2 separate regions of the Homo sapiens genome follow, and region 2 is linked to region 1. A link is an interaction called in ENCODE POLR2A ChIA-PET data of the cell type or tissue named here. Cell type or tissue: Panc1. All regions are shown on one strand. Each heading gives the region's core, and the rest is flanking DNA. Links, peaks and the distances in the headings are about the cores only.

Region 1 (8,326 bases), core at 136-8,135:
TTCAGAGTGTTTCGAGCCCATCTTCAGCTCCAGCCCCCTGCTCTGTGCCCTCTCCCCTTTCATCTGCCTCCCTGCCCTCAGTTCCCTCACTGTCCACCTCGATCCTCACCAAGGGGATCTGTGGAGTGGGACGCTTTGCTTTATGGGTCTTCTATGATGTGCTGGGCAGCCTGCCAGGTGTTTTCTATAACAACCCACTTACGAAGTGGGCTGGCCTTCGTCCCTTCTTCCCTTCCTTTTTCTGCTCTGCCTTCGTGTCTTTCCTTCTCTCTTCTTTCCCTCCTCTCTTCCTCCCTCTCTCCCTCTTTTCTTATTTTTTATTTTTTATTTTTTTCTGAAATGGACTCTTGGTCTGTCGCCCAGGCTGGAGTTCAGTGGCACGATCTCGGCTCACTGCAACCTCCACCTCCTGGGTTCATGCGATTCTCTTGTCTCAGCCTCCTGAGTAGCTGGGATTATAGGCGGGTGCCACCACACCGGGCTAATTTTTGTATTTTTAGTAGAGATGGGTTTCACCATGTTGGCCGGGCTGCTGTCAAACTCCTGACCTCAAGTGATCCACTCACCTCAGCCTCCAAAAGTGCTGGGATTATAGGTGTGAGCCACTGCACCCAGCCTTCTCTCCCTCTTTTGTTTCTCCTTACTTCCCTCTTCTCTTCCCTCCCTCTCTCCCTCTTTCTTTCCTTCCTTCCTAATATATTTTTTGCTGAGTACCTATAATGTGCCATGCATACTCTAGACCCTGCGAAAGGACTCACCTCAAGGAATTCACATTCTCGACAAGGGGAGACAGACACAAAGAAATAAGCAGGTAAATCTGGGAAGCCTCCTATGGTAGTAAGTCCTTTGGAAAAGATGAAGCTGGGGAGAGAGATTGAGAGGGTCAGAATTTTAAATTGGGTATTCAGGTGAGATTTGAGCAGAGGCCTAAAGAGGTGTGGGAACACCCCAAGCAGGTAGCTGGGAGAAAAGAAGGTTAGGCTGGGAGACCAGTAAGTGCAAAAGTCCTAAAGCAGGACTGTGCTTGTGGCGTTTGACAACAGCAAAAGGCATGTGACCTGAGGTCAGAGAAGAAGCAGAAATGACAAACTACCCCCACACTGCACAGCTGAAAACAACCCATTTTATTTCTTCATGAGTCTGCAATCTGGGCTGGGCTCGTCTGGGCGGCTCTTCTGCTGGTCTTGCTGGTGGCCCTCCATGTGGCTGCTGTTAGCTGGGATGTCAGCTGGGCTGGCCAGAATGGGGGTGCTGGGATGACTGGATTTCTCTCTCTATGTCTCTCCATGTGGTCCCAGGGCCTCTCTCCCTTCTGTGGCCTTTCTGTGTGTTCTCTCCATGAAACTTTTGGCAGGATAGCTGGCCTTCTTATGTGGTGGTTCAGAGCTCCCAAGAGTGCAAAAGTGGAGGCTGCCAAGTCTTCTCAAGGCTTAGGCCCATAAGTGGCACAGCACCACTTCTGCCACATTTAATTAATTAAAGTGAGTCCCAGGGTCCACCACATTTAGGGGGAGAGGACTGTGTAAGGGCATGAATGTTCAAGATGTGTGTTCTGCAGTGGGCAGGTCTATGCAAACCTACCTCCAAAGTCTGAGGAAGCTGAGAGGCTGAAGAAAGAGGCTGAAAAATCCAGTTTCTTAGAAAGAAATATTTATTTATTCATTAATTTTTTTAGAGACAGGGTCTTGCTCTGTCACCCAGGCTGGAGTGTAGTGGCTCAATCATAGCTCACTGCCGAGTTAAACTCCTGGGCTCAAGTGATCCTCTAGCCTCCGCCTCCCTAGGAGCTGGGACTATAGGTGTGAGCCACCGTGGTAATCCAGAAAGAAACATTTAACAGGAACGTGTGAACAGAAGCCATGTCTATATCTCTGTCAGCAGCAAGACTAGATGGTGGATCCCCATTACTCCTCAGACTTACACAGTGCCAGAAGGAAGGTGTAGGACAATTGTAGGGAAATTTCACATATGCAAGAATGCTATGTGAATTTGCCTAAGGACAGGAGTTATGGTCAAGGTTGTTTTGACCTAAGGGTGAGATTTAAGTGGGTGCTCTTACACAACAAACAGCAGATAACTTAGAAATCATAGAGGCCTTCCGGAACTGGGGTCTATTCAAAGTCAGCATGGTGGGTTGGCATCCAAGCTGGAGTTGCTTTCGCCTCCACGTGTGGTTCCCGGGGGCCGGGAGCACAGATCACGGAGGGCAAGGCCCAGCAGCAGAGCCTTGCCTGGAGACCCGGTAGAAATGCCAGTTATCAGGCCCACCCCAGGCCTGCTGCCTCCGAACCACGCTGGCAGGGATTCTGGGGTTCCTCACGCTGCCAGCTCTCTGGCTCTCTACTGTTGAGAACAGTGAATATAGGGCTCTGTAGACTGTTGAAAGGACTTTGGCTCTTGCTTTGCATGAAGTTGGAAGCCACTGGAGAAATGGCTTAGAGCAGAGGTGTGCTCAGAGAATCCCTGTGAATGGGGCAGGGCACTCAAGACCAGGTGGGGGCTGTGGCCAGGACACAGGTGAGAGCCTGATGGAGACGTGGCCCAGGGTGGCGTGGAGGGGAGAGAGAGAGGTGCCTAGGTGGGGACAGTTGAAGTGGAGCCACTAGGAATTCCCAACACATTTGATATAGACTGTGAGGGGGGCCAAGGGTGCTGAGGCAGGATCATGCCTGCAATGTTCAGGAAACCGAGAACACTAACAGGCTAGAAGCAGTGCAGTGGAGAGACGGAGCAAGTGAAATGAGTGTTGCTTCCAGCTGTGAAGTTCCAGGGTGTTTGTCACCCCCTGGTCCCTCTCAGGCCTCAGCTGGACCAACCAGAAGAGTGGCATTTCCACTGCAGAGCTAAGGAGAAAGATTGCTGCAGGTGCGGGAGGCAGCCAGGAGCTCAGCTGGGATGAGTTCAATGTGGATGCTCTTAAGACACGAACAGCTACGCAAGTCGAGAGGTCTGGGGGAGCCATACAGCCATGGAGGTGGAGCGCTCTCCATCCTAGAGATGGGTCTATTTTGTAGTCAGCATCTAGGTACCTAAAGTCTTGGGACTAGATGGATTTTCTTTTCTTTTCTTTTCTTTTTTTTTTTTTTTTGAGACGGAGTTTTGCTCTTGTCCCCCAAGCTGGAGTGCAATGGTGCGATCTTGGCTCACTGCAACCTCTGCCTCCTGGGTTCAAGCGATTCTCCTGCCTCAGCCTCTCGAGTAGCTGGGATTACAGGTGCCCACCACCATAGCTGGCTAATTTTGTGTATTTTTAGTAGAGATGGAGTTTTACCATGTTGGCCAGGCTGGTCTCAAACTCCTGACCTCAGGTGATCCACCCACCTCAGCCTCCCAAAGTGCTAGGATTACAGGTGTGAGCTACTGCTCCTAGTCGACTGGATGGATTTTCTAGGATGTGAGGGTGGAGAAAAGAAGACGTGAGGGAGGCAGCAGAGATTGAAAAGGTGTGGGGGTAGAATGATGCCCTTGCTGAGGTTGAATTTTTTACAAGTTAAAAGTATGACTCTTATGTAACAGGAGCATCTGTCAATGGTTTATGGAACTCAGTATGGAAGCCAGCATGGTGGCAGAGCTGGTTCAAAAAGTAGAAAAAGAATGAAAGACTACAGTCTCTGACAGAAGGCATGCTGGAAGGATGTTGCCAGATCACAGGGCCCTAGGGTGCAATAAAACAGTCCCTGTTGGGTGATGATCTATTGTTCAGTAAGCTATCAGCATCTCGACAAGACAAATTCAACTGTATTGCCAGCAGATAGAGTCAGTTGCATCACTGTCCATTTTCTTCAAGTTAATATGAACCCTGGCAGAGATGTCAAATGTCCCATCAATGGAAAATAGTCAAAGCAAGAGGCCGTGCCCCTGAGATAACTAGCGGTCTCTGACATGCCACCACCGGTTCCTGAGAGCTTGTTAACAAGACAGTGTCTGACCTGAGATAAGGAGGTGACCATCGTTTCAAAACAGTTGAGAACTAACTCCTGCATGTTGGTTGTTGCTGTCACTAACTATAGAAGAGAAATCCACGTGGGATCATCTAAACCTGGCAGAGGTTGCATGGCCAGAATGTGCTGGGTCACACTCAAACTCTGGTCTCTCTGACACCAAGGACCACAGATGCTGAGTCCAGCCAGCACTTTCCAATGACCTCAGTCCCTCTCAGGACAGGCCCATCCAAGGAGGATTTGCCTCAAGGGGAAAGCAATGACTAGCCCAAAAAGAATGACCTGGCAGGGAAGTGCCTGGGCTGGGGGAGGCACTTCCAATACCCTCCCTAAAATGCAATTTTTATCCACTTTTCTTTGCACAATATTTATTATTTCCAAAGAGTGTCTAAAGACCGACTACAGAGGAGAGATTCCAGCCCCCTTCATGCTGCAGATTGTTAGAGCTAGGGCTGCACGTTCCCTGGGACAGGGACAAGCCCATGTTAGGAGGCTGCTTCTCACGGGGAGTGCCCTGAGTGTGGTGGATGCTAACATTTTGGGTAATAGAACAAGACACAGGCTTTCACTGAATCTGTCTTTTCAGCAAAGGTAAAGAAAAAAAAGGCAGAAAGGAAAGAAATCATCCTATGGGTACTGTGGGAGAGGGCCAGGAAGAGCCAGAGAAATCCACAAAGTTCAAAACGGCCAGACCCTATCAGGTTCCCCAGGGAGCCAGCAGCTTATCACAGCTTAGTCACAGGGTTGTGAGAAAACCCATGCCTCACTGGAAACCCCCCAAAGAACAATGACCCCCTTGATCCAAATCACGTCGTGGCCCCCGGAGTGCTCAGATCCTATCATCAGGAACACAATATCCCCATTTCAGGGCCTCCGTCAGAAGGCTGGCCGGCACATCCGTGAGTCACAGAACGGAAAGGAAGGCAGCGCGCATGTTCATGGAAAGAAATCCTGTTTGTCTCTCTCCTTTCTTCTGATACAAATGCAGACAGTTTCCCAGTTGTCAAAATTGAACATGATACGAGGAAAATAGCTTGGTAAAAAACATGCATTAGTCATTCAGCAGTAAAATTTTCCAAGTTTTACTCATCTCATCATCTTGACCACTAAATGGACTTTCAACAGTGGATTTCTCTGAGAGTGGCACAAGTGTGTTAAGGAATTGTCACAGGCATGGCGCCTGCTCTGAGCTCTGGGGGCTTAGACCCCTCAAAAGCTCACAGCCCCTGGAATTCACTAAGCTGCAGAGCACAGGGGCTACTAAATATTTCTCCAACTGGACAGACTTTCACGTGGGGATAGACAGGATTGAATTACCCAGATTCAGAGAAAAAGGGTCTATTATCTCATAGAACAGTCTGAAGTTCAACCAGGAAGCCATATTTTCCACTTAAAACCACAGGGCAGTTATCCAATCTCTGTGCAATTTCATCAGAGGAGAGGTGAGACTGTCGGGGGGCGGCAGGGCTGACTGGGAGGCTGTGGAGAGGGTGTGTTTAGGATGGGCGACCTTTCCTGTGGGCTAAGGTAGGAAAGCAGAAAACAGTTAGTGTGAGATTCTTGGTGTCCTCAAGAGCAGCCTGTGTAACAGAAAAGACCGTTCTTAGTTCCTTCACTTTTGATTAACATCGAAGGTATTGTTTCACATTTCTAATGTCTAGTTTTCCTTGGGTTTTTAATAGCACTTTCAGGAAGACTTAATTCAATTAATGTTTGGCCAGGGGAGGTGGCTCACGCCTCTAATTCCAGCACTTTGGGAGGTTAAGGTGGGAGAATCACTTTAATTCAGAAGTTCCAGACCAGCCTGGGGAGCACAGTGAACTCCTGTTTCTACAAAAATAAATAAATAAATAATAAACAAAATTAGCTAGGCATGATATAACTAGCCTGTGGTCCTAGCTACTCAGGAGGCTGAGGCAGGAGGATCACTTGAGCCCAGGAGTTCAAGACCAGCCTGGGCAACAGAATGAAACCCCATTTCTACAAAAAAAAAAAAAAAAAAAATTAGCCAGGTGTGGTGGTGCTAGGCTGTGGTCGTGGCTCCTCAGGAAGCTAAGGTGGGAGTATCGCTTGAGCCTAGGAGGTCAAGGCAGCAGTAAGCAGTGACTGTGCCACTGTACTCCAGCTGGGCAACAGAAGGGAGACACTGTCAAATATATACATATATACTACAATGGCTATTACTACAAATAGCTTAGAATAACTACAGTGAGGGCCGCCGCAGAGACTGGAGCTCTCACACCCTGTGGTTAGGAATGTAAAATGGTATAGGCACTTTGGAAAACTGACAGATTCTTGGCAATTAAATACACAATACCACATGACCCCATCGTTCTACTCAGAGCTATTTATTCAAGAGAAGTGAAAGCCTGTGCCCAAGTGAAGACTTTTGCATAAATGTTCATAGCAGCTTTATTTGTAATAGCCAAAACTAGAAACAACCCAAATGTCCATCAACAGGCGAGACGGATAAACACATCGTGGTATATCCGCGCATGGAAGGAGGCATATACTTTCTGTCTTGTTGTTGGGGTGGTTTCAGGACATGCCCATGTGTCGACACATGTCAAATTGTACACTCTGAGTATGTATAGTTTATTATATGGCAATTATACCTCAATTACCTTGTTTAAAGCCTTAAAAATGCTTTCCAGATTAGTAGTAATTGGGGTCAGGGCTCAGGGGAAGGTCAAAAGAAAACTTTTTAGAGTGATAAAAATGTTCTATTTCTTGATTGTGGTGATGGTTACACTACAGCTACCAATTGCTAAATTACAATGGGTGGATTTTATTGGATATAAATTGTAACTCAATAAAGCTGGGGAAAAATAAATTTGCACTGAAATATCTTTGCATATTAGGACAAGGGCAGAATACTGTGGTAACATGTAATTTTTATTTCTAATAAAGCAGACATTGTAGTTGCAGAGAAAAAAATTAAATTTAAATTTAAATTTTCATTTCTCTTGGACAAATATCTAGGAGTAGAACAACGAGGTCATGCGGTAGTTGTATGTTTAATTTTCAAGAAACCCTCAAGAAACGCTTTCTCAAAAGGGAAAAATAACATGTTTACATTGAAGCAAAAAACTAATATCTTCTTTTTTGTATTGATTATCTGAATATTAAAAAACAATTACAAGCTGAATAATTATTCTTTTTTTTTTTTTTTTTTTTTTGAGATAGAGTCCCCAGGCTGAAGTGCAGTGGCATGGTCTCGGCTCACTGCAACCTCTGTCTTTTGGGCTCAAACAATTCTCCTATCTCAGCCTCTCCAGTAGCTGGGACTACAGGCACGTACCAGCATGCCCGGCTAATTTTGGTATTTTTTTGTAGAGACAGGGATTCTGCCATGTTGCCCAAGATGATCTTGAACTCTTGGGCTCAAGTGATTCTCCCACTTTGGCCTCCTAAAGTGCTGCGATTACAGGCAGGTGCCACTGTACCCAGCCTGAATAATTATTCTTGATACCTAGTCACATTCTTTAATCAGTTTTTTAGCCTTATTTGATTCTATCACCATTAGTGGCATTTTTTCAGAAGAATGCATTATTTTCAGAGCTATCTTATTTTAATCTCTCATAAAATTGCCTAGAAACTTCTTTAAGAAGACATTTTTGTGGCTAATGAATTTGAATTTGCCGACCAGCTAAGTGGAATCTTCTCCGTAGACCCTGAGGTTGTCAGATGAATGAGCATCTGTGGATGAGCTAACTCTGCTCAGGACAAGACAGTTTCAATTTTTTCTAATGGAAAGGTCAATATTTCACCGAGATATTGTCACAGATCCTGTGTTCTGACTTCAATCCAAAGGATCTTTCTTTCCTAAGTGTCTTTATAGGGCAAATTGGGTCAAATAGGCTTTTTTCATGCATGATTCTTTTAAATATTTTGTCAAATTTAGGTGTTAAAAGTCATAGGCCTTTTCAATTTTACTCCATTCTGATACATACTATACATATATCCAATTAAAATAAGAGCTCTACAAAATTTGTTCCACACATTGAGACACTTCAGGAATAAATTTTAGAATTCCAAAGTCACTCTCCTACACGGGGTAGACATCATGCATTTTACTCAGTTCCTCTCTTACTTTTGTGGTGACAAATTTAAATAGTCTTTCTGTTTGCAATCTTGTTTTTAATAATTGTAATAATTTGCTAAAAGTTTCAAAAGTTTTTAGTTATGTATTTGTTGAATGGTTTGATTAAAGATTTCCCACTGATTTGGAACTAAATGCAAGGTAAGTCTAGAAGACCCAATTACGCACACACAAACACACACAAATCTATTGTAAGTCATTTAGGTGGATTTATAAACTACTTTCTCTGGGGCTGTGCACTTCTAAAATCTAATGATGGAGCAAAAAGGAAGAAAGTATATAT
Region 2 (8,326 bases), core at 158-8,157, 190 kb after region 1:
ATAAAATAATTTTTTCCAAATTTTAATGAAAAGGTGTATGAAGGGCTGCTGCTCTTAGTTGCTCTTATACTGGTTTTTCCCACTTTCTGTCATATTGAAAGCATTTTTCACAATATCTAGTATCTTTGAAAAAACACTTCTAATGACAGTGAAACACTGGACCCCACAAATCGTCCAGTTTTCTTAGCTCCTTCCCCAGTGTGGAACATTTAGGGTATTTCCAGCTGTTTCTCCTTGCGCACAGCAGGTCTGACACCTGTGTCTCAGCAACTTACTCTCCTGAGACAGGTTCTCAGAAGAGGATGAGCCCATCGGATGGCGGGCGTTTCCAGGCAAAGGAGCAGGCGGCACCGAACTGCTCCCCAAAGGCCCTGCTGACTGCTCCATGCCGCCCTGCCCCACCCCGCAGGAGCTGCCTCTCCCCGCCCGCAGCAGGTGCGCAGGCGGCCTCACCTTCCAGGTGCCGGCGCTGGTGGTCCAGCATGACGTCCTTGCGGTAGAACATCTTGCTGCAGACCTCACAGGCAAACTTCTTGTCGCCGTGCTTCTTCTTGTGCTTGGAGAGGTTGCTGTTGGTGGAGAAGAATCTGAAACACATCTCACATTGGAACGTCTTGTCATCTGTCCAGAGAGCAAACAAACACACAACGATTTTGAGGTAAATAACATCTCACGCAGGCACGCACGTGTGGCCTGAACGTCAATAAAGCGCGGGTGACGGGCATGAGAGTCACGGGGATGCGTGGCCAGGAAGAAAACAGCACCTGTGTGTCATACACTGTCTACCCCAGGAACTCACGATGCAGAGACGGGAACCCCGGTGCTTGAAAAGCAGACACGGAGCTCACCTTTCATCACCAAGCAACGCCAGCCGCCTCCCTCCCGGGCCACCCTGCCCCACAGCACCTGGGGACGATGACTCCACTTCCGTCAGGAAAGCTGCCCAGTCCAAAGCTTCCCCTGGGCCTGCACCCTCCACCCAGCATGACTGACTGACAGATAGAATGACCTACCTACCAACCAACCAACCAACCACCCGAGCAACTGACCACCCGACCAATGTGGCCGCCCCTGCCCCCAGGATCCCTGGTGTTGGCCCCTCCCAACTCCTTCCCCGTGGGCGGGCATCAATGTGCCCATATTCCCCCCTTCACCCAAATCCTCCTCAGCACACACACAATCACACACCACACAAATACAAACACACTCAACACACACCCCCCACACAAATACACAATCACACACACCACATACACACACCACGCACACATGCCCCACACAAATACACAACCACACACACCACATACACACTACACACACACGCCCCACCCAAATGCACAATCACACACACCATACACACACCACACACACACGCCCCACAGAAATACACAATCACACACACCACACTCAACATACCACACACACATGCCCCACACAAATACACAAATACACAATCACACACACCACATACACACACCACACACACATACACATACATGTCACACACACCATCACACACTATGCAAATACATACACACCCAACACACATCACACACACACACATGCCCCACACAAATACACAATCACATACCACACAAATAATATACTCAACACACCACACAAAAACACATGCCCCACAAATACACAATCACACACACCACAAATACACACATATTCAACATAAACTACACACACAATACACAAATAACACCACACACAGAAGCCACAAATACTCAACACACCACAGATGCAAGCCCCACACAAATGCACAATTACACCACATACACATTCAACACATCACACACATATAATCACACACCACACAGATACACTCAACATACACCACATACACAACCCACAAACAGACATTCAACACACACCACATACACTATCACACACCACACAAATACACCTGCACTCAATACACACCACAAATACATTCAACACATACCACACATACACCCCAAATATACACACACCACANAAATGTACTCATACCACACACACGAGCCCCACATAAATGCACTATACCACATACACACACATTCAACACACCACACACATATAATCACACCACACAGATACACTCAACATACACCACACACACCCCACATACACACATTCAACACACACCATATACATTATCACATACCACATACACACACACTCAACACACACCACACACAAATATACATTCAACACACACCACTCACCCCAAATACCCAATCACATACTACACAAATACACAGTCAACACACACCACATAAACATACACTCAACACATACTACACAAACACACATACTCAACACACCACAGAAATATACAATCATACAACGTACACCCACACATTCAACACACACACCACATACATACTCAACATACACCACAAACTCAACACACACCACACACAAAAATACACATTCAACACACACCCCACACAAATACACACACAACACACACATTCAACATACCCCCAACACAAATACACACATTCAACACAAACCACAATCACACCACACACTCAANACACACCACACACACACCCCCCACACAAATACACACTCAACACACACATCCACATACATGCCCCACACAACACATACTCAACACATACACCACACACAACCCACACACAAATACACACACAACATACAAACACATACGCTCAGCACACCAAATACACACACCACACATAAATACACAATCACATATCACACACACCAAATACACACTGAACACATACCACACACATACACCACACACACACTGAACACATACCACACACACATAATACNCCACACCAAATACACACCACACACGAATACACACAAATCACACATACCACAAATACACTCAACACACACACCACACACCTCATATTCAACACACACCACATACACACAAACACACCACAGAAATACTCAACACACACACCACACAAATACTAAACACACACCACACAAATACATCCACATACCACACAAATACATCCACACACCACAGAAACACACAGCCACACACAGTCCATGAAGCTTCCAGAAACACCTATATCCCTGCATCCCAGACCTCATCTCCAGCCCCTCCTGGAAGGTAGCCAGTCAAACTGTGGTTTCGGCTCCGCCCAGGACACTGACAGCCCCCCAGTGCCATCTGTCCCTCTGACTCTCACACAGGCACCTCGGGGGTCCTCACTGCCCAGTCCCTCACCCTGCAGCAGCAGCCCCAGGTCCCCTCGCCCTGCCCCCATCCATCAGATGTCTCACCAGTTGACGGCGACCCCGGGGCCCAGCAGAGCTGCATTCTCCTCCCTGTGTCGCCAACGTGGGAGGACATGACAGCTGGGTGACCCAGGAGCGGGGCACCAGAGCAGACTGCACTTCTGGGCCCCTGGGCTCTCACCCATGGACCAGCTCCCAGGCTCAGTGTTTGCCAAATATACAAATCCCCAAAACTGCACTGAAAGCTGCCATTTGTGCAAAGCAGCCGCCCTGCGCCTGTCCCTCTCTGCTGCCCGAGGGAGCCGCCACAGAGTGTCTCAGGGTCCCCCTGTCTAGGGTTTCCCTGCCTCAGCGTTTTGGGCCAGATCCTTTGTTGTGGGCCACCCTGTGCACCGTGGGATGCTGAGCAGATACCGGGCTTCCACCCAGTAGGTGCCAGGAGCACCCCTCCCCACCAAGGTGTCTGCAGACATTGCCGACAGCGTCCCTTGGGGCAAACGCCCTCCACTCTCCACCCCCGCCAGGTAGAGATTCACTGGCCAGGGCTCACAAAATGAGACTCTCTGGGGTGGGCCTTGGGCCTCCGCATGTGTCTGGCCTCACTCAGGTGATCCCAATGTGCAGCCCAGGTTGGGGGTGAGGGAAGCAGACAACCTCCCCCGGGAGAGCCAGGCGCTCTCAACTCCTCCCAGCTGGGAATGGACAAGGCATGGCCGACAGCGAAGACAGGAGACAGCAGTGGGGAAATCTATGCCCCATGGGTGCCACCCTCAGGACAGGGGAAGCGCTGGGAGGGGACAGTCCCCTCCCACAGCTCCAACCACGGCAGGACAGTGGGAGGTGGCCTCTGCCAGGGCTGAACACAGTAGAGGTGGCCCTGTGCGAGGCTTCTCTGCCCACATCCCACCCCACCTGCAGCGTGACCTCAGCCCAGAGCCAGCCTCACCTGGGCCATAAGAGGAGCACCGTGACAGATGCTACGCTGAGTCCCAGCCTAACATACTGCTTGCCTTCCTTCTATAAAGTGAAACATTATCCATACAGCCACTGCCCTCAGTTTCGTTTTGGCTTAAGATTTGATGGGCTCTGTCCGGATCCACACGACCGCATGGTATGTGTCCTTCACACACTGCGTCTGAGGCGTGCGTGTTTACAGTGCTGGACGTTTTCATGATCACTTTAATGGCTACGTGATATTCCATCCAGCTCACTTCTCAAAACTCACTTTGCTATTTTTGACACTGTAGATAATTTAGTGATGGAATCTTTAGTAATGCAGATTTTTTTCTTCTGTCAAATCTCTTTATCATGAATTCTTAGGAATGGGACCACTAGAGCCAAGCGCTTTGTGAAAGGCCACACCTTACAGCGCTGTGGCATCAGATTGCCACAGGCCACACCTTACAGCACTGTGGCATCGGATCACCACAGGCCACACCTTTACAGCACTGTGGCATCAGATCACCAGAGGCCACACCTTACAGCGCTGTGGCATCGGATCACCACAGGCCACACCTTACAGCACTGTGGCATCAGATCACCACAGGCCACACCTTTACAGTGCTGTGGCAACGGATCACCATAGGCCACACCTTTACAGTGCTGTGGCATTGGATTGCCACACTCCCCTCAACCTGGGCCTCCTGAACAGCATAGGTGAGCCTCCCTCCCAGCCAGGCACTAAAGAGCACAGGTGAGCCTCCCTCCCGGGCAGGTGCTAAAGAGCACAGGTGAGCCTCCTTCCCAGGCAGGTACCAACCAATACAAGTGAGCCCCCCTCCCAGGCAGGTGCAAATCAGCACCCATGAGCACCCCCTCCTGGGCAGGTGGCTCCACTAGTCCTGCCGCCCCGTGGAAGGCAATGGTGCTGCCAAGAGCTTCAGCTTTCTCCCTCACAAGCCCCTCGTGACCATGGAAAGAGAACCTACTTCAGGCCACTCCCCAGCTGTCCCGGACAACTCTGCCAAGCCGAGGGTGGCTTCTCCCGCAGCCACCCACTCACTGCCAGTTCAGGAACCCACAGGGGCACTGGGTCCCAACAATGCTTCTCCCTCCAATAACCCTGCGCCGAGGGGATCTAGGTTTATGTCTGAATAAATGAGCCACTGAGAACAGCTGCCTACTGGGGTCTGACGAAGGGAGAGGGGTGCAGGGCACCTGGGGATGGAGAGGGGATTATTGGGGGAGGCTGGTGGGCCGCATTTTGCCTGAGGGCCTGGACGTGAGCCTTTGCTATTCCGTAGCACAGTACTTATGGTCAGACACAGCACAAGGAACACGAAGATGAGTTACACCAGCACCTGGTCACACCACAAGGGACAGGCACCACAACAGGTCCCATGGAGGGAGCTTCAGAAAAACCCACAAGACTGTAACATTTTAAAACTGCCCCCCACACCCCTCTCCAGGGTGTGCTATGAGTCCTCGAGAGAGGGTGACACAAAGGCAACAGTGACCCATCCCTCTGTGCCCCGCTGGGGACCCCCACTGCTTGGGCCTCCAGTGCCACCCACCACTGGGAATGGGGAAGGCGTGACTCCCACATTCTTGGTTTAATTCTTGGTACAAATTCTTGGTTTAATTGTCTAAGGAAGATACACATTCTCTTAACTTCAATACTATAAATAAGTATAAGAGCATGCAAATCATATATTATGCAAACAAGCTCCATTTCAAGGTTTTTATCCTTTCTGTTCAGTCTAAAACGGGTAACCTTTGAAACTAGAACATCTCAGGGGAAGAGGTGGTGCGATGCAGGTCCCTGGCGCTCTGCGGGTTCTAGGTGACTAACAAAGGCCAGCACCTGGCCTAACAGCACCTCTGGCTGACAGGAAGCTGCTGCTGCCTTAGCCGCTTCTAGTACTTTGTTTTATTTGGGTCCAGAGAAATAGTTGAAAATATCAGAGGGCAATGCCTCTTCCTCAACCTTGAGTCTGCCTCACCAGAGCGCCTTAGCTGGTAGCATCACTCTTGGGAACCCCGAAACCCTCGCCTGCTACACTCCTGCAGGACTGCGGGGACCCCAAGGGGAGGTTCGCAAACAAGATGAAGGTTCATCTGTCTGGCCGGGGCTGCGTTAAGTGGAAGTCTTCAGGGGACTGTGCCCCAGGTTTCTTGGGAATTCTTGTGATAGGAGGGCTTAAAATGCAGGAGGTGCGGCACACTGGAAATTCATCCAGAAGCTTCTGGAGGCCACCTCATGCCAGACATGGATCCTTCAGAGCTGCTAAAGCTTAGGCAAAACATGACTCATTCCTGCCCCTCAGAACAGTCCAACCCCAGGAAGAAGGCATCAGGGAGGAAGAACCAAACCCTGGTTTCAAATAGGAGCCCTCAGAGTAGAACTAGCCAACCCCACCAAGGGCCCCCCGCGCCCAGCAGCTACGGCAAGGGAGCAGGGCCTCTCACATGGCCCATGTGCGACAGCCCTGGTCAGAGCCCCTGGGAGTCCGCTGCTGCAGGTGCCCTGTTCTCAACACAGGGGCGGGTGGCACCTTAACAAGAACAACACAGAGATGCAAGTGACAGACACAGAGCAGGCGGACAAGGACGGGGTGGGCGTCGAAGGCTAACCTGGTAGGTCTCTAAGCCGACTGCCGCCGGGCCCCCCCTCTCCAGGGTGTGCTATGAGTCCTAGAGAGAGGGGGACACAAAGGCAACAGTGACTCACCCCTCTGTGCCCCGCTGGGGACCCCCACTGCTTGGGCCTCCAGTGCCACCCACCACTGGGAATGGGGAAGGTGTGACTCCCACATCCCAGAGGGTGCACGTCATCACTGCAGAATACAGGGGCGTCCTCGGGCCACGTGGAGAAGCGCAGCCGGCAGGACGGCCTTGGCTTTCCTTTGGTCTGTTTACTTGCCAGCAGCAAATTCGGCCAGAGAGACAGGGGCCTCAGACGCCCCCCAGGCCCGAAGAGGCCACCTCTCCACTACAGGCTGGTCCAGGCACACCCGGCTTCAGGCCTCACACAAGGAAAATGCTTTATTTTTGGAAGCTGGTGCACACAAGCAGGCTCAGAACAAAAAGAATGCGTGCAGGGGCAACCCCGTTCCACCCTGGACGCCGCAGGAGATGTGGATGGAGGAGGGCTCGCGGTTAGGAACAACCTTTGCAAGCAAGCGAGGAGCGCTCACACTCCTCCAGCCATTATCCTGATCTTTTCCTTTCTTCCTCAGACGGCCCTAGAAAACATTGGACACTGCTGCTCCCTGTTTTTAGCCAGAACGGACCCCGGCTTTACAATGCTCTCAGTGTGGGGCCATACGCAGCTCGGCTGACAAATGCAGGAAGAAAATCAATCCCTTTTTACTGGAAAGTTTCCATCTGTGTATCTTTAGGGTAACAACTGCTTTGAAGCAAAATGGACAGAGGGAAATGTTAAAAGTGAGGCTGTCTATTCATGAAAACAATCTTTACTTTGGCCTAAAGTTCCACGGTCTCCGCGGCGTATCTAGAATCCGTACCGCACAGCGGCCGAGGGGAGACGTGACCGGCGCCCTCACCTGTCCTGCAGTTGTGGAACTCCAGCGCGCTCTCGATGCGGAAGGTCTTCTCACAAGTGCCGCAGCGGTACCTGTACTCGCCGTCCACCTGGTCAGAGGGACACGCCGTGAGTGAGATGGCCCAGCGCAGAGTCCACAGATGCCGAGCCCCCGACGTGCTGCCCGGGCGACTCCACGCCTGTGTCTGTTATGACTCTGACCTCCACCACCCTCCCGCTCTATTTAGGAACACAAAGGATGTTTGCTCTTGCTGTTCACCTGCCCTAGAAAGGGAACTCCACACTCAGGGAGCCCCACTCCAAGCACCAAACACCCCCATTCTCCTGACTCTTCCTGCTGCGCTTGTGGGCATCTGACCAGGACGAGGGGCTGACAGGTGGCCCAGGGACGCCAGGACACCCACAGCCTTCACCCGCTCTCATCCCTCCTGGGACTCTCCCTTCTCAGGGACACCTGGGCACCCACAGCCCTCGCCCACTCTCCTCCCTCCCCCACAGGGTTTGGCCGCTCTCCTCCCTCCCCCACAGCCCCCGCCCACTCTCCTCCCTCCCCCACAGCCCCCGCCCACTCTCCTCCCTCCTGGGATTCTTTCTTCTCATTAC

What was found. Peaks named below come from ENCODE experiments on the same cell type or tissue, not always from the same donor. Only the 100,000 strongest peaks of a DNase experiment are listed, where the experiment ranks them.
Region 2: POLR2A ChIA-PET joins it to region 1 with 7 read pairs; 2 of 35 experiments call an interaction of 5 or more read pairs at or near these places.

What each region holds. Positions count from the first base shown.
Region 1 is chr21:41,637,251-41,645,576 of GRCh38, forward strand. It overlaps LOC105372812 (a long non-coding RNA gene), which reads left to right and starts at 631. Exons shown (of 2, transcript XR_937741.1): 1 at 631-811; 2 at 3,517-4,537. In Panc1, for the core only: no CTCF peak of the experiment used is centred there; no DNase peak of the experiment used is centred there; H3K27ac peaks cover 7,641 bases.
Region 2 is chr21:41,827,713-41,836,038 of GRCh38, forward strand. PRDM15 (PR/SET domain 15) reads right to left here. Exons shown (of 24, transcript NM_001040424.3): 11 at 7,725-7,812; 12 at 454-621. Among named protein-coding and RNA genes, the nearest start is that of PRDM15, 47 kb to the right of the region's middle. RefSeq lists enhancers at 5,767-5,836, 6,617-6,736. In Panc1, for the core only: no CTCF peak of the experiment used is centred there; no DNase peak of the experiment used is centred there.